Regions from separate parts of the Homo sapiens genome. Here region 1 is linked to region 2. Evidence: read pairs that join two places in POLR2A ChIA-PET (ENCODE). Cell type or tissue: B cell. All regions are shown on one strand. Links, peaks and the distances in the headings refer to the core of each region. The heading gives the core; the rest is flanking DNA. Region 1 has its middle 9.6 kb from the start of RNU5E-1. Region 2 holds the start of MIR6729 (microRNA 6729).

The links. Peaks named below come from ENCODE experiments on the same cell type or tissue, not always from the same donor. Only the 100,000 strongest peaks of a DNase experiment are listed, where the experiment ranks them.
Region 1: POLR2A ChIA-PET joins it to region 2 with 6 read pairs; 30 of 35 experiments call an interaction of 5 or more read pairs at or near these places.

Annotation. Positions count from the first base shown.
Region 1 is chr1:11,893,590-11,903,493 of GRCh38, forward strand. No RefSeq gene overlaps it. Among named protein-coding and RNA genes, the nearest start is that of RNU5E-1, 9.6 kb to the right of the region's middle. RefSeq lists enhancers at 273-432, 5,249-5,800. In B cell, for the core only: no CTCF peak of the experiment used is centred there; no DNase peak of the experiment used is centred there; H3K27me3 peaks cover 2,173 bases.
Region 2 is chr1:12,025,162-12,035,065 of GRCh38, forward strand. MIIP (migration and invasion inhibitory protein) reads left to right here. Exons shown (of 10, transcript NM_021933.4): 5 at 3,872-3,980; 6 at 4,062-4,120; 7 at 4,604-4,733; 8 at 4,867-4,963; 9 at 6,105-6,242; 10 at 6,561-6,884. The coding sequence ends at 6,647. MIR6729 (microRNA 6729) reads left to right here and starts at 3,997; the gene lies at 3,997-4,061. In B cell, for the core only: a CTCF peak has its summit at 6,266 (motif pointing left); DNase peaks (open chromatin) are centred at 5,030 and 6,270.

The sequences.
Region 1 (9,904 bases), core at 1,010-9,009, 130 kb before region 2:
TGACAGGACCACCAACATGAGGCCCGTGGATGGTGGAGGGAACCTGCACTCACTGACCACCTATCATGATTTGGTGCCGACCCGTTTAACCCTTATGTTGACCTGACAATAGGCATTATTACCACATTTTACTGGTAAGCAACCTGAGGCCCAGAGAGACAGAGCAACTTGGCCAAGATCACACAGCCTTTAAGAGGCAGAGCTGAGATTTGAACTGAGGTCTGTGTATTTGCAAAGTCTATGCCTGGGCAAAAATCTCAGGAGAGATGGAGTGAGTTGACTCAAACCACCGCGTACTGGTCCCAGACCAAATGGGGGACAGGCCTCCTGCACAGCCAGGAGCACCCACCCAAGGACCAAGATCTCATCTGAGAGTTCTGTGTCTCACCTACCACCTGGGGTGTGGAGTGGGGAAGAACCCAGCCTGGCCTTGGGCTGGGCCACCACCCTGTCTTCCCACACCTGGTCAGCCTGCTCCTTCCCAAATCAAGCATGCAGTGTCGCCCAGGTAAGGAGAGAGCCTCCAGCGCCACCTGCTGGAGATGCAGTAGCAGCGCCCTCCAGGGGACCCTGCATCCCCAGAGTGTCTGGGGAGAGTGGGGTGAGATATAATGGGGGAAAGGGAGGGGGTCAGTGCGTCTCGCAGGCAATTATCTCCTATACTTGACCCCATGAACAGGGGTGAGTATTCCTCCTTCTAGAACCTCAGAAAGTTGCAGCTGGAAGGCTCAAAGCAGGGAACTGATCTTGCAAGGATGGATGGGTGGATGGGTGGGTGGGTGGGTGGATGGATGAATGGGTGGGTGAGTGGATGGATGGATGGATGAATGGATGGATGGATGGATGGATGGATGGATGGATGGATGGGTGGGTGGGTGGATGGATGGGTGGGTGGATGGATGGGTGGATGGGTGGATGGATGGGTGGGTGGATGGGTGGGTAGGTGGATGGATGAATGGGTGGGTGAGAGGATGAATGGATGGATGGGTGGATGGATGGATGGGTGGATGGGTGGGTGGATGGATGGATGGGTGGATGGGTGGTTGGATGGGTGGGTAGGTGGATGGATGAATGGGTGGGTGGGTGGATGAATGGATGGATGGATGGGTGGATGGGTGGGTGGATGGATGGATGGATGGATGGGTGGGTAGGTGGATGGATGAATGGGTGGGTGAGCGGATGAATGGATGGCTGGATGAAAGCATGGATAAAGTCATGTCTTCTGCCAAGGGCCAGACCAGGAGAAAGGCTAGCTAGTTTCTGTGCATGGAAACAAGGCAGTTTTCTGCACAATGTCCTGGCTGTTTGAATTCAGAGAGGAAGAACAGAGGAGCCATCTGGGGCCTCATGTCATCCCTATTTTCCATCAGCCTGAAATTTTCATACCAATCATTATCATTAGCAAGCGTTGCAACTATAAACCTCCCCATCTTCCTTCTCCCAGCCTTGCTGCTGGCACAGCCTCCAGTGATGGGGAGACAGGGACAGGGCTCACCCTGACCCCAGGAACCTGGCAGGGGCAGGCAGTTCATCTCTGGGGAGGAAAAGAGGCAATCCAGGGCTGTCCCCACAGCTCACATAGATCAAGTGTGTGCTATGTGTCAAATCCTCTGCCCAGCACACTGAAGGCATGGTCTCATTGACCCTGGCCGTGACCTATGAGGGAGGAAGGGAGGGAAGTTTATACCCAGAGTGAGGCATCAGTGTCCCCCAGTCCTCTGTCTGCATAGAAGTCCCCAGGACCCAGTCCTGCTGACACCTTCTCCTGTGTAGGCCACGAAGGGAGAAGCATCAGGGACGGATGAAGCAAGCCACTTCCAGAGCCAGACTGCCTTATCTGGTGATCACTGATCAGCAGTGTGATCTCGAGCAAGTTACTCACCTTCTCTGAGCCTCAGTTTCCCCCGGGCACAGGCAGAATAACAGCATGTGTTAATTCTGATTGGTGGCTGGGACATATGCTTATTACACTAAAAAATATATATATAATATATATAATTGAAAATTAAAAATATAAAATTAAAAATTTATATAAAATTAAAAATTTCAGGCCCTGTGCAGTGGCTCATGCCTGTAATCCTAGCACTTTGGGAGGCTGAGGCCAGAGGCTTGCTTGAGGACAGGAGGTGGAGAGCAGCCTGGGCAACACAGCAAAACCCAAGACGTAATCTCTAAAAAAAAATTTTAAGCCGGGCACGGTGGCTCATGCCTGTAATTTCAGAACTTTGGGAGGCCGAGGCGGGCAGATCATGAGGTCAGGAGTTCAAGACCAGCCTGACCAACATGGTAAAACCCCATCTCTACTAAAAATACAAAAATTAGCCGGGCGTAGTGGTGCGTGCCTGTAATCCCAGCTACTCAGGAGGCTGAGGCAAGAGAATCACTTGAACCCGGGAGGCAGAGGTTGCAGTGAGCTGAAATCGTGCCACTGAACTCCAGCCTGGCAACAGAGTGAGACTCCATCTCGAAACAAACAAACAAACAAAAAGAAATAAAAGAAAAAAAGAGAAAGAAAAAGAGCATCCGGGCACAGTGGCTCACGCCTGTAATTCCAGCACTTTGGAAGACGGAGACAGGAGGATCACCTGAGGTCAGGGGTTCGAAACCAGCCTGACCAACATCTCTACTAAAAATATAAAATTAGCCAGGTATGGTGGTGCATGCCTGTAATCCAGCTACTTGGAAGGGTGAGGCAGAGGAATTGCTTGAACCTGGGAGGCAGAGGTTGCAGTGAGCCGAGATCCCGCCACTGCACTCCAGCCTGGGCGACAGAGCAAGACTCCGTCTCAAAAAAAAAAAAAAAAAAAAAAAAAAAAAAAAAAAGAAATTTACAAACCCTCCAGCTTTTTAAGGGTTTCATTTTATTAATTAAAAACAAGATCAGACACATCTGCAGTCTGGATTCAACCAGCAGGCTGCCAATCTGTCACCACTGGCATAACTGACCAAGTGACAGTAGCAATGCCGGGCGTGGTGGCACATGCCTGCGGTCCCAGCTACTCAGGAGGCTGAGGAGGGAGGATCGCTTGAGCCCAGGAGTTCGAGAGTTTGAGGCCAACCTGGGCAACATAGTGCAACCCTATCTCAAGAAAAAAAAGCAAGGTGCTAGGCCAGGTACGGTGGCTAACACCTGTAATCCCAGCACTTCGGGAGGCTGAGGCGGGTAGATCATGAGGTCAGGAGATCGAGACCATCCTGGCTAACACAGTGAAACCCCATCTCTACTAAAAATACACAAAATTAGCTGGGTGTCGTGGCGGGAGCTTGTAGTCCCAGCTACTTGGAAGGCTGAGGCAGGAGAATGGCATGAACCCGGAGGTGGAGCTTGCAGTGAGCCAAGATCGTGCCACTGCATTCCAGCCTGGGTGACAGAGCAAGACTCCATCTCAAAAAAAAAAAAAAAAAAAAAAAAAAAAAAAAAAAAGCCAGGTGCTGAGAAATGCTTCATGATCATCTAATGCTTTGCTAGCCCTATAAGGTAGATGAAGGGCTGTTGTTTGAGATATTTAATGTCAAACAAATAAAATTAAAAAATGACAAATGGAATCTAATCAGGGTTGCCGATCTGACATCTAGTTTAAAGGAAGTTCAGAGGGCATAGGAAGAAATTAAATTTGCAGGAAGAAATTCTGCAAATCAGATCAAATTCAGGATGAGGGATATTCCATAGGATAGGTAACTGATCCAGTCCTTCAAAAGTCTTCAGTGCCCCCCCTCCCCCCGACACACACACACACAAGGTGATGGGGAATAAGAGTCGTTCAGATTAAAGAAGGCTGAAATGATATAATTACCAAATGCACTGTGAGGATCGTTTTAGGACGCTGATTTGAATTAATCAATTCTAACAGGTCGTTTCATAAACAAGTAGGGAAATTTGAATATAGACTGATGTCTAACTTTATCAGAAATAACAGAGACAAGAAGATAATTGAATATATCCACTTACTTTAAACTGCCAAAAGAATAAAAACCCTGTGAATGCAGAATTCCATATCCAGCTAAAATTTCCTTTAAATATAGGTAAAATAGATGATTTTAGACCAAAAACAGCAAGAGCTTTTCTTTCAATCACAAGCAGTTGCAGATTTCTTTGTTCCCTCTCCATTCCCTGCTTTCCTTCACTAGCCTTAAAAAAAAAAAAAAAATTGTCTCAAGGCCGGGCGCGGTGGCTCATGCCTGTAATCCCAGCACTTTGGGAGGCCGAGGCGGGTGGATCACGAGGTCAGGAGATCGAGACCATCCTGGCTAACACGGTGAAACCCCGTCTCTACTAAAAATACAAAAAAATTAGCCGGGCGTGGTGGTGGGCGCCAGTAGTCCCAGCTACTCGGGAGGCTGAGGCAGGAGAATGGCGTGAACCCGGGAAGCAGAGGTTACAGTGAGCTGAGATCGCGCCACGGCACTCCAGCCTGGGCGACAGAGCGAGGCTCCGTCTCAAAAAAAAAAAAAAAGAAAGAAAAGAAAAGAAAAAAAAGGAAAGTAAATCTATTGCGGAGTCACATCGTGCACTCCCAAGCCAAGGTGAAATGATGTAAATTCCCGAGGCCTGTGTTTGGCCCGCTCTATCCACCTGGATGGCAGAGCACTAACCGGGCTAGTGGGTGGGAGATGGCCTGGGGACAGGGAGTGGGGACGCAGAGGCGGGATAGGAAGCCGCCTTCTCCGGGATGCCCAGACGCCTAAGCCTGGCAGAGGCAAAGCGCTAGACGGAGCACCGCAAAAGCCCCCATGGAGCGGTGGGAGGGCCGAGGCCCAGCCGGGCACAGTTCAGGCCAGAGACTTGAATTCTGCCGGCGATTTAGAAGTCGCCTGGGGTGGGTGGGGGGGGCTGTATCGAATTTCTGGAGCCGCTGGGCCATGGGAGGGCTGACTCGGGGATCTGGGTTGCCCTGGTCCATGTTCTGGCTCCCAGTGCCCTGGGGCGATGGAAGCTGGCGGGGTCAGGGCGTGGGGAGGGGCGGGGAGCGGCTGGTCGGGGCTGCGCTTGAGAAAGGGGGTGTCTCTGGAAGGGCCATGCGCTTGGGCGGGCAGGGACAACGTCCCGCACCTGTGCTGGCCCCGGCTTCTCCTTAGAGTGCCTCTGGCTGCCTCCCTGCTCTCACCTCGGGGTTTTCCTTTTTGCGCCATCCCCGGAGGGCAAGACTCTGTCCAAGCTGAGACAAACGTGGGGGGCGGTGGGGAGACTAGGTCTTCTCCTGCCCCTACCCCAGATCGCAGAGCCCATCTTGGCTGCCGGGACCCGAGGGCGCTCCAGGTTGGCTCCGCGGGTCGCATCACCTGCCAAGTGCTCGGGAGCCGCAGCACGGGCACCAGGGGGGTCCAGGATGGAGGGGCCACGGAGGTCTCCAAGGGAACTGCCCGGGCTGAGATTGGCCAGGGAGGGGGCCAGGAACTAGTGGAGCTACGGAGCCGCCAGTGGATCTGAGGACCCACCTGGATCCGAGGTCGGCCCCTGTCCCCGGTGCTGAAATGCGGGCGCCCGCGGGGTTCACGGCCAGGACTCAGCCCTGGAGTCCCTGAGACCGCTAGCCCCGTAGCAATCCCCTATGTAGGATTTGTTTCAAGGGCTCAGACCGGCACAGAGCCCCCCAGCTCTTCCTTGCCTCAGATTCTGTCCTTGGGTGATCAAATCCTGCTTTCTGTCTCCTAAAATTGTCTCTAGCGCTTTCTCTGGGACCACTCTAGTGCCTCTGAGCAGGCATCACAGGCTGGCCCATCGGATCATTATTTGTACTTTGGTCTTATGCTTTATCCCCTCCAAACCAACGGGCTCCCACTCTCAGCTGGGCTGCAGAATTTCCCATCCCCCTGCCTCTAACATTCCTAGGGGACTCTGTTCCTTTCCTCCCTCCTATCCCTTGCTTTCAAGTTAGTTAAAGCTAGACAATGAGGTCGGTGCAATGCGTCTGCATCTGGCAGGGGCAGCCACCTTCCTTGGAAATGGGGAGAGATGGTGCAAGAGAGAAGAGAGCCGGGAGAATAGGGGTGGGGCCCCAGGGCTGAGGCATGCCCTCCTGAGCTACTGCAAACTGCAGCCCCCAAGGGCCCAGGTGACATCATGTAATGGGCCTTAGCAAGACCCCCTTCCACTTCTGGGCCCTTATCTTCCCCTCTCAGCTCCTGACCCCTCCCCAGTCAGATGCCCTTGTTTGTAAGCTCTGCATCTCTCCCCTTCCCTCTCTCTCTTTCCCTCTCTTTTCAATATCATTGTTCTTTTATTCTTCTGATTATAAAAATTACTGTTGGCCAGGCCCTGTGGCTCACGCCTGTAATTCCAGCACTTTGGGAGGCTGAGGTGGGTGGATCACGGGGTCAGGAGATCAAGACCATCCTGGCTAACACGGTGAAACCCTGTCTCTACTAAAAATACAAAAAAATGAGCCGGGCATGGTGGCTGGTGCCTGTAATCCTAGCTACTCAGGAGACTGAGGCAGGAGAATCGCTTGAACCTGGGAGGTGGAGGTTGCAGTGAGCCGAGATAGTGCCACTGCACTCTAGCCTGGACAACAGAGCAAGACTCTGTCTCAAAAAAAAAAAAATTTCACCGGGCGTGGTGGCGAATGCCTGTAATCCCAGCTACTCAGGAGGCTGAGGCAGGAGAATCACTTGAACCCAGGAGGTGGAGGTTGAGCTGAGATTGTACTACTGTACTCCATCCTGAGCGACAGAATGAGACTCTGTCTCAAAAAAAAAAAAAAGTGTGTTTCTTTGCACACATTTTTGTACATTTCTGTTTCCTTAGGATGTATTCCCACATGTGAAATTATTGGCTTGACATATATTAACTGTTAAAATACTTTTGTTAGGCTGGGCGCGGTGGCTCACACCTGTAATCCTAGTACTTTGGGAGGCTGAGGTGGGTGGATCACTTGGGGCCAGGAGTTCAAGACCAGTCTGAGCAACATGGTGAAACCCTGTCTCTACTAAAAATACAAAAATTAGCCAGGCATGGTGGCACACACCTGCAGTCTCAGCTACTCAGGAGACGGAGGCACGAGAACTGCTTGAACCTTGGAGGCAGAAGCTGCAGTGAGCCAAGATCGCACCACTGCACTCCCACCTGGGCAACAGAGAGAAACTGTGTCTCAAAAAACACTTTTTTTAGGGCTCTTGATACATATCATCAAGTGACATTTTAGTAAGATTGGGCCAGTTCCTATTTCTACCTGTGGCATCTGCGTTCCTGTTTCACTGTAACATGGCTGCCTCTGAATTTTATATTTTAAAAGTATTTGCTAATGTAATAGATGGGACGTGACATACAGAGTTGCTTGTATTTGGAGTCCTCTGATTACTAGTAAGACCAAACAGGTTTTCACATATTTATTAGACATGTACATTTCTTCTGGAAAATTTTTCTCTCTACTATCAATGATTTTCTATTGCAGTTTAGTATTGATCCCATTAATTTTTCTTTTTTTTTTTTTCTTAGATACAGGGTTTCACCACATTGCCCAGGTTGGTCTTGAACTCCTGGGCTGAAGCCATCTGCCCTCTTCAGACTCCCAAAGGTCTGGGATTACAAGCGTGAGCCACCGCACCCAGCTTTATCTCATTAATTTGTAAGGCTTTTTGATATAGTACAATTGTTAACCCTTTGGTGTATTGCAAGTATGATTCTGGTGGGAGGCTCACCTTTTTGCTTGATTATTTTTGACACACAGAATTTCAAAATGTCAAATATATTTACGGTAACTTTTTAAAGGCTCGGCATGGTGGCTCACACCTGTAATCCCAGCACTTCAGGAGGCCGAGGCTAGCGGATGGCTTGAGCCCAGGGGTTCAAGACCAGCCTGGGCAACATGGAAAAACCCCGTCTCTGCAAAAAATACAAAAAATTAGCCAGTATGGTGGCATGAGTGCCTCTAGTCCCAGCTACTCAGGAGGCTGTGGTGGGAGAATCACCTGAGCCAGCGAAGTTGAGGCTCCAGTGAGCTATGATCACACCACTGCACTCCAGCCTGGGTGACAGAGCGAACTCCATCTCAAAAAAAAAAAAGAGGCTGGGCACAGTGACTCACGCCTATAGCTGTGCTGGAAGGCCGAGGCGGGAGGATCACCTGAGGTCAGGAATTCGACACCAGCCTGGCCAACATGGTGAAACCCCATCTCTACTAAAAACACAAAAATGAGCCGGGCGTGGTGGCTACTCAAGAGGCTGAGGCAGGAGAATCTCTTGAACTCAGGAGATGCAGGTTGCAGTGAGCCGAGATCACACCACTGCACTCCAACCTGGGTGACAGAGTGAGACTCTGCCAAAAAAAAAAAAAAAAAAAGAATGGCCAGGTGCAGTGCTTCACACCTGTAATCTCAGCACTTTGGGAGGCCGAGGTGGGTGGATCACGAGGTCAGGAGTTTGAGACCAGCCTGACCAACATGGTGAAACCCCGTCTCTACTAAAAATTCAAAAATTAGCCGGGCGTGGTGGCGGGTGCCTGTAATCCCAGCTACTTGGGAGGCTGAGGCAGGAGAATCACTTGAACCCGAGAGGTGGAGGTTGCAGTGAGCCGAGATCACACCACTGTACTCCAGCCTGGGTGACAGAGCGAGACTCCGTCTCAAAAAAAAAAAAAAAAAGAAAGAAAGAAAGAAAAAAGAAAAGAAAAGAAAAAGAAAAATGCTATAATCCTGCTAAAAACTCCCCTGTCTCTGTCTACTTTAGAACGCTGACCATTCCTTTGGAGTTGGTGTTTCCGAATTGTCCATCCTCACACTTTGTGCTTGAATAAACACTCTTTAAATTAGATTCTAACCCTTTTGATGATTTTAGGTTGACATTTTGGTGACCCACAGATGGGACCCAAGGCAAGCCTCCCACAATCCATGCTGCTTTGCCAACATTCTGAGCTTTGGTACCCGCAGGAACAGCTTTCACTCGTCTGACCTCATCAGAGCTAGCGGGGCTTCCTGGCATTTTCTCTTGGGTTTCAAATCTCCCTGGCTTTGGCTGAGATTCAGACTTTATTCAAGTACCCTGATTCCGCAATTCCATGCTCTATGGAGCTGGATTTGAAGCTCTACTTTTAAAAGTAGAAGTTTCAGGCCAGGCATGGTGGCTCATGCCTGTAAACCGAGCACTTTGGGAGGCTGAGGCGGGCAGATCACTTGCGGTCAGGAGTTTGAGACCAGCCTGGCCAACATGGTGAAACCCTGTCTCTACTAAAAATACAAAAATTCCCCAGGCATGATGGCACACATCTGTAATCCCAGCTACTCAGGAGGCTGAGGCAGGAGAATTGCTTGAACCCAGCGGGTTGAAGGTTGCAGTAAGCCAAGATCTTGCCAATGCACTACAGCCTGGGGAACAGAGCGAGACTCCGTCTCAAAAGAAAAAAAAAAAAGTGTGTGCCAGGCGTGGTGGCTCATGCCTGTAATCCCAGCACTCTGGGAGGCCCAGGCAGGTGGATCACCTGAGGTCAGGATCTCGAGACCAGTCTGGCCAACATGGTGAAACCCCGCCTCTACTAAAAATACAAAAATTAGCCACGTGTGGTGGCGGGCACCTATAATCCCAGCTACTCAGGAGGCTGAGGCAGGAGAAATGTTTGAATCCAGGAGGCGGAGGTTGCGGTGAGCCAAGATCACACCACTATACTCCTGCCTGGGTGACAGAGTAAGACCCTGTCTCAAAAAAAGAAAAAAAAAAAAGGAAGAAGAAATAAACTATATGTGTGTGGTTATTGTTACAAAACACACACACACACACACACACACACACAGAAAATTTAAACTAGAAACTATTGAAAATGTGTTGGGTGCAGTGGCTCACACCTGAAATCCCAGCACTTTGGGAGTTGGGAGGATCACTTAAGCCCAGGAGTTAGAGACCAGCCTGGGCAACATAGTGAGACCCCATCTCTATTACAAATAACAAAATGTAAACAAATTTTCTTTAAATAAA
Region 2 (9,904 bases), core at 1,220-9,219:
TGGTTCTTGTGCCTCAGCCTCCCGAGTAGCAGGTATTACAGGTGTGCGCCACCACACCCAGCTAATTTTTGCATTTTTAGTAGAGATGGGGTTTCACTGTGTTGGCCAGGCTGGTCTCGAACTCCTGCACTCAAGTGATTCTCCTGCCTCGGCCTCCCAAAGTGCTGGGATTACAGGTGTGAGCCGCTGTGCCTGGCTGGAATTCCCTTCCTTTTTAAGGCTGAGTGACATTCTGTTGTGTGTAGATGCCACATGTTGTTTATCTGTTCATTCAGGGATGGACACTTGGGTGCTTTCCATCTCTTGACTGTTGGGAATAATGCTGCTGGTGACATGGTTGTGCACTGTCACTTTTGACATAGCAGCCAGAGGGAATTTTTAAACATGGGAATCAGATCATGTCACTCCCCTACTCAAACCTCCCCATGGGCTTTTCCCAGCACTTACTGTAAAATCCAAAATCCCTATCTAGACTTACGAGGCATGATCTGGCCTCTACTGGCCCCATGATGTGACCTCCCGTCTTTCTTCCAGCCTCGCGGCCTCCTCCTTTTTTATTTTTATTTGTTTTCTCTGTTGCCCAGAGTCAAGTCCAGTGGTGTTATTTCTGCTCATTGCAACCTCCGCTTCCTTGGTTCAAGCAATTCTTCCTCAGCCTCCCAGGTAGCTGGGATTACAGACGTCCACTACCATGCTTGGCTTATTTTTGTATTTTTAGTAGAGACGGGGTTTCACCATGTTGGCCAGGCTGGTCTCGAACTCCTGACCTCAGGTGATCTGCCCGCCTTGGCCTCCCAAAGTGCTGGGATTACACACATAATGGGGTGGCCACAGGCATGGCAGGACCAGAAAGGAGGCCACGACCAGGCATGGTGGCTCACGCCTGTAATCCCAGCAATTTGGGAGGCCGAGGTGGGCGAATCACTTGAGGTCAGGAGTTCGAGACCAGCCTGAGCATCGTGGTGAAACTCTGTCTCTACTAAAAATACAAAAATTAGCCAGGTGTGGTGGCGGGCACCTATAATCCCAGCTACTCAGGACGCTGAGGCAGGAGAATCATTTGAATCCAGGAAGTGGAGGCTGCAGTGAGCAGAGATCAAGCCACTGCACTCTAACCCGGGCGACAAAGTGAGATTCTGTCTCAAAAAACAAAGACAGGTGTACTGTGGAGTTGCTGAGAGCAACTGGTGGCGGGGACACAGGCCCTGCCCTTGAGTACTTCTTGAACTCTCAGCTCACTGCCCTCCTTCCTGGTTCTGGGAAAATGGAAGCGCCTGTCCCAGTACCTGCTCTTGGTCCATGCGCTCTGCTCCCCTGCCTTTGCCGAGGTGACTGTCCATGCTGCCACCTGGACCCTGGCCCTGCTCCAGCGTGCTCCGCCCCTCTGCTTCTGGCTCCTCCAGGGTTTCCTTCCTGTGATCCTCTCCCTCTCTGTCCTGCATCCTCATCCTGCCCCTTAGCATGAGCATGAACGTGCAGGAAGCATTCTGGGAGCTGGTTGTATCTCATGCTCCCTGCACCAGGCACCGCTCCGAGCTGTGCTTCCTGTTCCTCCCGCTGACTCCTTTGCCCTTCATGATAAGCTTATTAGGTAGGCACCACCATGGTGCCCATTCACAGATGGGAAGGCTGAGGCCCGGTGAGACAGAATCTTACCAGCAGCTCACATCCAGTCGGGGTAAAGCCGCTGTCTGTTATTTCTCATCCCGATGCCACATTCCTACCTTTAGCCCACATTTGCTTCCAGTGACTGCCTGTTTTCTCGATAACAAAACTTCCTCTTCAAAAGGGCTGTCTAGCCTCGTTGCCTTCAATTTCTCTCCACTACTATTCCTTTTCTTTTTCTTTTTTTTTTTTTTTTTGAGATGGAGTCTCGTTCTTTCACCCAGGCTGGAGTGCAGTGGAGCAGTGATCTCAGCTCACTGCAACCTCCGCCTCCCAGGTTCAAGTGATTCTCCTGTCTCAGCCACCTAAGTAGCTGGGATTACAGGCATGCACCACTACACTCAGCTCATTTTTGTATTTTTAGCCAGAGACAGGGTTTCGCCATCTTGGCCAGTCTGGTCTGGAACTCCCGATGTCAAGTGATCTGCCCGCCTTGGCCTCCCAAAGTGCTGGGATTATAGGCATGAGCCACTGTGTCCAGCCTCCACTACTATTTCTTAAATCGGGCTTCAGCTCCCAGCATTTCATCAACATGGCCCTCAGTTGGGTCATCAGTGGCCTCCGTGGTGCCAACTCCCCAGCTTAGCCCTCATCCACATCTTCCTTTGAGTAGCAGGGGACACAGTGGTCACTCCTGAAGCACTTTCTCCCCTGGACTTCCAGCCACTTGCTTCCCGGTTCTCCCCCATCTCTGTTGGTGCTCCTTCCCAGGCTTCTGGGGAAGGAAAGGTCCTTGTTCTGACTGCTACACCCCTAGGCCTGGGACTCGGTCTTCTGACTCCTCCTCTCTATCTTCCCTCTATGATCTCCCAAACGCTGAGGTGTTTGGACACTTTCTCTACTTCTCCATTTGTATCTCTAGCCCGCACCTCTCCTCCGAATTCCAGACTTGTATATCCCACTGTCTTCTCCACATCACCATGAAGTTATTAACCTTCTGTCCGAAATCAAGGTCCTGATTTCCACTGCTGTGCTCCTCCTGCAGTCTTTCCTGTCTCCATAAATGGCAACTCCAAATACTAAATAGGTCAGGCCATAAACTTGCTGGATTTACCATCCAGCTACATCCTGATACACCCAACATAAGTTGAAAATACTGTTTAGGCCGGGTGCGGTGGCTCACGCCTGTAATCCCAGCACTTTGGGAGGCCGAGGCAGGTGGATCAGGCCAGGAGTTTGAGAACAGCCTGGCCAAGATGGTGAAACCCCGTCTCTACTAAAAATACAAAAATTAGCTGGGTGTGGTGGCGCACGCCTGTAATTCCAGCTCTGTAGGTGGCTGAGACATGAGAATCGCTTGAACCTGGGAGGCAGAGGTTGCAGTGAGCCGAGGTCGCTCCACTGCACTGCACCCTGGGCAACACGGTGAGATTCTGTCTCAAAAAATAAAAAAAGAAACATCCTAAGTCGAATCATGGTAAGTTGGGGGCTGCCCCTACCTCTCCCCAGCTGAATCCTAACCGATGCCTCTGCTTCCCCTCAACTTGAAGCAGCCAGAGGAGGAGTTCTGTAAAAATATGTGGCTGATGTGGTTGTGTCCCTCCCATTCCCCAGACCCTCCCTGGGCTTCTTAACCTCATCTCCTCCACCCTCGCTGCCTTCCTGCCACTTTCCCCTCCTGGCTGTTCCTCAGCTGAACCATGCACATGCCCACCCCGGGGCCTTTGCGCTTGCTCTTTCATCTCCCTGCGATGTCCTTCCTGGGAGGTCTCTGTGGCTTCTCCATGTCTCTGCTCAGGGTCATCTCACTCGGAGAGGCCTTCCCTGGTATGGCTGCCCGGCCATACTAGGCTCTGACGCTGCTCTCTTGCTTTCTGGCAGGTATCAGCATTCAGTCTTGTATCACGGGTTTTTTTTTTTTTGGTGGCTAGTTCATCTCTTGCCACCTTACAGTGTAAGCCTCATTAAGGCCAGGGGCTTTGTCTGTCTAGTTCCTGGCACATGAAACAGCATCTAGCCCTGTCATAAGGGCTCTGTCGATATTTTTTCCATGGATGGTTGGCTATGCATCAGGGTAGACAGACACTGAAACCAACCAACAGTCCCAGTGACTGGAGGGGCCCTCCTGGCCTGTTTGAGGCACAGTAGGGATGAAGCAGGTGGCCTGGGGTGCCAGGGCTGATCGTCTCTCCAAGCCTTGGCCGGTGGCCACACAGCAGCCCCCAGCCCCTCTCCCGTCAGCTGCCTGGTGCTTTGCCCACACCAGGGTCTCTGGACACCAGCTCTTCCATCACCAGCCAGCCTGAGGCCTTCTTCTCCAAGCTGCAGGAGTTTCGGGAAACCAACAAGGAGGAGTGTATCTGCAGCCATCCTGAGTGAGCAGGGGCGGGCGAGGGTGGGCGAGGGCGGCTGAGCGGCTCCATCCCCCGGCCTGCTCATCCCCCTCGCCCTCTCAGACCCCAGTTGCCAGGCCTGCGTGAGAGCAGTGGCAGCGGCGTGGAGGAAGACCATGAATGTGAGTGCGGGCCCTCGGCTAGGCCGCTGAGTAGTCCAGCCTCGCGCTGCCCTGGCCTCCCCTGCCCCAGAGCAGTCCCATTTGAGGTTTGGGGCCTGGGGAGGCCCCTGAGATGTTGAGACTCATGGAGGGAGGCCTGCAGTCTGGACAGGGTGGCCAAGCCCTGGTAGGGGTGGAGTGAGCTAAGGCCTGGCCACCGAATTAGGGGCTGCCCTGTGTGGCACCATCCCACCCTCCCCAGCAGTGCCCCTGTGCTGGTGGGACTCCATCCCAGCTCCTGAGGGCCCCAGGAGGATGTCCCTCCCCACCCCTTAGGGCGTGGGCCCCAGGTTCTGGGAGGAAAGGGGTTAGGAGGAAATGGGCCGAAGGGCTTCCCAGAGGGATTGGCAGCTTGTGTGGTTGGGGGCCGCTGAGGGCAGCACGGAGCCTGGGGACCTGGGTTCCTGGCTCAGGGAGAGCTGTGGCTTCTCATGGGCCTCGCAGGCGTGTACTGTTACCGTGTCAACCGGCGCCTGTTCCCGGTGCCTGTGGATCCCGGTACCCCCTGCCGCCTGTGCAGGACACCGCGAGACCAGCAGGGCCCTGGGACCCTGGCGCAGCCAGCGCACGTCAGGTGAGTGACCAGAGTATTGGGACACCTTGGGGGACAGAGCCTGAACCACTGGTTTTAAGAAAAGATGGGCCTGGGCGTGGGCCCCCAACCGCTGGGAGGCTCCTCAGGGGTCCCCCACTGCCCCCCTGCGCAGGGTGAGCATCCCGCTGTCGATCCTGGAGCCCCCGCACCGGTACCACATCCACCGGCGAAAGAGCTTTGACGCCTCTGACACACTGGCCCTGCCCCGGGTGAGCAGCCACGTGGGGCTGGATGGTGATGAGGGCGGGGCTGGCTCAGACTGGCCCAGATCCCCAGGGAGGGTCACAGAGCGAGACTGGGCTCGACAAGGGTGAGCGCCCAAGTCTCTGGAGCACAGCCTGGGCCTCTTCCATCACCCACACCTGTACCTAAGGGAGGTAGGACCCCCGCTCCACGTACCCCGGTGCTTCCAGGGTGATCTGCCTGCAGGCTGGCATGACATGAATGGGTCCTGTTTATTGCGCTTTTGTGTACTGCAGGCACAGTCCTTAGGGGGCTTATCTCATGGAGCCCCCACAGCAGCCAGGAGTGTAGGCACTGCTGTACCCCCACCCTGCAGGTGGGGAGACCGAAGCAGAGGGGGAGGCGCCTTGGTGGAGGAGCTGGGATTCGAACCTAGGTCTCTGTGCTGCTGCTGCTGCTTTTTTTTTTTTTTTTTTTTTTTGAGACCGAGTTTTGTTCTTACTGCCCAGGCTGGAGTGCATTGGCATGGTCTCAGCTCACTGCAGCCTCCACTGTAGTCCCAGCTACTTGGGAGGCTGAGGTGGGAGGATCGCTTGAACCTGGGAGGCAGAGGCTGCAGTGAGCTGAGATCTCGCCACTGCACTGCAGCCTGGGTGACAGAGTGAGACTCCATCTCAAAAAAAAAAAAAATGTCCTTTCCTGTGTCTCCAGGTCGGGATGGGGTGCCAGTGGCAACTCCCCCTGACTCCTAAATTGAGAGTAGGGCAGCTGGGGTCAGAGGAGGAGAAGGATGCAGAGGAAAGTCAGTTTGCTGGTCCGTAAAATGGACATAACAGCGCCATCCTCAGGGATGTTGGTGGTGAGGTGGGGCTGTTGAGTGAAGCAATCCATGCAGGTGCTTGGAGAGCCTACAGCAGGAAGTACCCTGTGAATGTCACTGTCACCGTCCTATCCTCCTCCCATTTCAGCTCTCAGGGCCCCAGGGATGGCTGGATCTGCCAGGATAAGAAAGGGGAGAGCTGGGGTAGTCTTGTGGGTAGACACAGGCCCTGCCTTGGTGGGGGCCTCCTTCCTAATGGGGGGCACAGTTCCTCCCTGATGGGGGTGTGCCCAGTCAGCGGGGAGCTTGTCCCAGGTCAGGCACTTTTAACTCCTTGCCTTCCACAGCACTGCCTGCTGGGCTGGGACATTTTTCCTCCGAAGTCTGAGAAAAGCTCAGCCCCCAGGAACCTGGACCTCTGGTCCTCTGTCTCCGCTGAGGCCCAGCACCAGAAGCTGTCCGGCACCAGCAGCCCTTTTCACCCGGTACGGTCCAGATCGCATCCTAGCCTGGGGTGCCCCCTAGAGGGACAGAGACCTCGCAGCAGGCCTGGGGACTGCAGAGCCTCCTGGGGGGTAGGATTGAGGTGGGGAGGATGGAGCCTGGGAGTGTCTCTCTGCAGGGTCCAGCCCTCCAGCCCTGACCCTAGCCATCCCTCGGAACTCCTCTGCTCCCTGCCGCCTGCCCTGCTCCACCCAGGAAGGCCACCCTGACTGCAAGATCCAGGAGGGAATGTGGCTGGAACTGGGGATGACCTGTCCCTTTCAAGTGGCCCCCCTGAGACTTCCCTATTCCCCATCCAGGCCTCACCAATGCAGATGCTGCCCCCGACCCCGACCTGGTCAGTGCCCCAGGTCCCTCGGCCCCACGTCCCACGGCAGAAGCCCTGAGGACTGACTCCTGGGGGAGAACAGCATTCCCGCCGCCTCCAGCCTCTCCCCTCTGGCAGGCGCACCCAGGAGATGGAATCCCCTGCCCGCCCAGCTCAGGCCCAGCTGTCCTAGGTTGGGCAGGTGGGTGGACCCAAGCTTGTCTGCTGCCTGAGTTCCAGAGAGGGAGGACCCTGGGGTGGAGGGTGAGGGATTCTGTGGAAGTTTGTAAATAAAGCTCAGTGCTCTGCAGCTCAAGTCCCACGTGTGCTGGTTCCATCCTGCTAATGCACTTGAGGCCCAGAAGGCACTCTGGCCTCTCAGCCTGCCCTCCTGGCACCTGTGGAAGGAAGATACTGCAACCACTGGGACTAGGCAGTGTGTGTCCGTCACCATGAGGGTGGCTCCTTCCGCAGATCCCCAGCTCTGGGTAGTGGCCTCCACCAGATGGGGGAGGGGGGGCCCCTGGGCAGGCTGGGCCAAGGTTATTAAAAAGTCATTTTAGCGAGGGCCTCCGCTGAAGCCGTGAGTCGTGTTGAGTGACTGAGCTCTCTCCTTCCTGGTCCCAGAACCGGGATCCATTGATAGAAGGGCTCTCTGGAAGTCCCTGGGGTCACATGGCTCCTCCACCCAGCCATGGGAGCCGCAGGTCATTCAGAGCCCCAGCAGGGACAGATGAGGAAACAGGGCTGGGCGGTGAGTTGGAGGCAAGGTTAGCAGAGAGCCCAGATGTCCAGTCTGGGAGAGTAGGCAGTGCCCTGTCCTTCACTCACCTCTTGTATGTGTTGGTTGCATAATATGAAATTCTTGTTTTTGTAAGTGGAATAAATGCGGAAACGAGGCATGAACTTTCTCTAAGGTTTCTCGGCTTAGAGATGGAACTGGGCTATGCTGTCCTGGGGCTTTTTCCTGGAGTTTATGAAGCTATAAAAACCTTTCCCTCTCTCTGGAGAAACAAAGTCTGTTTGAGTCCCTGCTTTCCATTATTTTGGGTATACAGAAGTGGAATTGCAGGATCAGAAGGTGATTCTATGTTTTTTTATTTTTGAGACAGGATCTCACTTTGTCACTCAGGCTGGAGTGCAGTGGGGCCATCTCCGCCCACTGCAGCCTCGACCTCTTAAGCTCAAGTGATTGATTCTCTTGCCTTAGCCCCCTAGGTAGCTGGGACTATAGGCGCGTGCTACCACTCCTGGCTAATTTTTTTGTACTTTTTGTGGAGAAGGGGTTTCACTATGTTACTGAGGCTGGTCTTGAACTCCTGAGATCAAGGGATCTGCCACCTTAGCCTCCCAAAGTGCTGGGATTACAGGCGTGAGCTACCACCTCCGGCCAATAATTCTATTTTTAATTTTTCAAGGAAATGCTATACTGTTTTACTTTCCGACCAGTGATGCACAAGAGTTCCAATTTTTCCTCATCGTCAACAGCACTTGCTATTTTCTGGTTTTTCGGTAGTAGCCATCCTAATGGCTGTGAAGTGTATCTCATTGTGGTTTTTATTAGCATTTCCCTAAGGATTAGTGACGTTGAGCATGTTTTAATATGCTTATTGGTCATTTGTATATTTTAAAAATATTTATTAATAGTTTTTTTTTAACTTAAGTTCAGGAGTACATGTTTATTAGTTTATTTTTAATAGAGACAGGGTCTTGCTATGTTGTCCAGGCCTCAGGCTTTTCCTACCTGGGCCTCCCAAAATGCTGGGATTATAGGCACAAGCCACTGCACCCAGCCTGTTTGTATATCTTCTTTGGAGAAGTCAAGTCCTTTGTCCCATATTTCAGTTGGGCTTGGTTTGTTGTTCCACGTGTAATTTTGAGTCGGAGAACCTGTGGGAGTCAGTGGTTTCTTTAGAAATTCTTTGGCCACAGGGAGAAGATAATTCAAAGCCTTTCTGTCAAACAAAAGTTACAAAATCAGGCTGGGCTTGGTGGCTCACTCCTGTAATCCCAGCACTTTGGGAGGCCGAGGCAGGAGGATCACTTGAGGTCAGGAGTTTGTGACCAGCCTGGCCAACATGGCGAAACCCCGTCTCTACTAAAAATACAAAAATTAGCTGGGGATGGTGATGCACACCTGTAATCCCAGCTACTCGGGAGTCTGAGGCGGAAGAATGGCTTGAACCTGGGAGGCAGAGGTTGCAGTGAGCCGGATCATGCCACTGCACTCCAACCTGGGCGACAGTGATACTCTGTCTCGAAAAAGAAAAAAAAGTTACAAAATTTAGGCCAGGTGCCGTGACTGACCCATATAATCCCAGTACTTTGGGAGGCCAAGGCAGGCTGATCACTTGAGGTCAGGAGTTTGAGACCAGCCTGGCCAATATGGCAAAACCCCATCTCTAGTAAAAAATTTAAAAACTAGCCAGACATGGTGGCACATGCCTGTAATCCCAGCTACTTGGGAGGCAGAGGCATGAGAATCACTTGAACCCAGGAGGCGGAAGTTGCAGTGAGCCGAGATGGTGCCATTGCACTCCAGCTTGGGGTACAGAGCAAGACTCTGTCTCAAAAAAAAAAAAATTACAAAATTTACAAAGCTGAGATCAGCTTACAGATTTAGCCGTGTATAACAGAAGTCCAAAACAGCAACAGCCTAACCCAGAGAGAAATGCTTCTTTTCCATCACCGTACAGGCTGGAATGCTGCCACAGGGCCCATAATGCATCAGGGTGCATGGTTTCTCTGGAAAAACAGTTCTTTTGAAACTTTGGAAGACTTCCAGCTTGCTTGCTTCCAGTAAGTTCCATGCACAAGAACCACAGCCCAAAGTCTGTAGACACTGCGCTGAATGAAACCTGTGGCGCCATAGCCTGAAAGACCCTCTTTGTGTGGCGGCAAATAACTCCTGTCTTCCCACGTACTGACCTCTGCTCTGCCTGTTCCTGGCTATCTCTTCAGAAGGCAGCCTCCTTGGGGCCATCTGGAGCCATCAGCGGGGGTAGGAAGACCACAGCCTGAACCAGATCCTTCCTGCTGGTCGCTTGAGAACTCTTTTTCTTTTTAATTTTTGAGACAGGGTCTGTCGCTTAGGCTAGAGTACAGTGGTGCAATCTCGGCTCACTGCAACGTCCTTGCAAATTCAAGTGATTCTCATGCCTCAGCCTCCCGCGTAGCTGGGATTACAGGCGCCTGCCACCATGCCCGGCTAATTTTTGTATTTTTAATAGAGAAGGGGTTTCTCCATGTTGGCCAGGCTGGTCTCAAACTCCTGGCCTCAAGTAATCCACCTGCCTTGACTTCCCAAAGTGCTGGGATTACAGGCATGAGCCACTG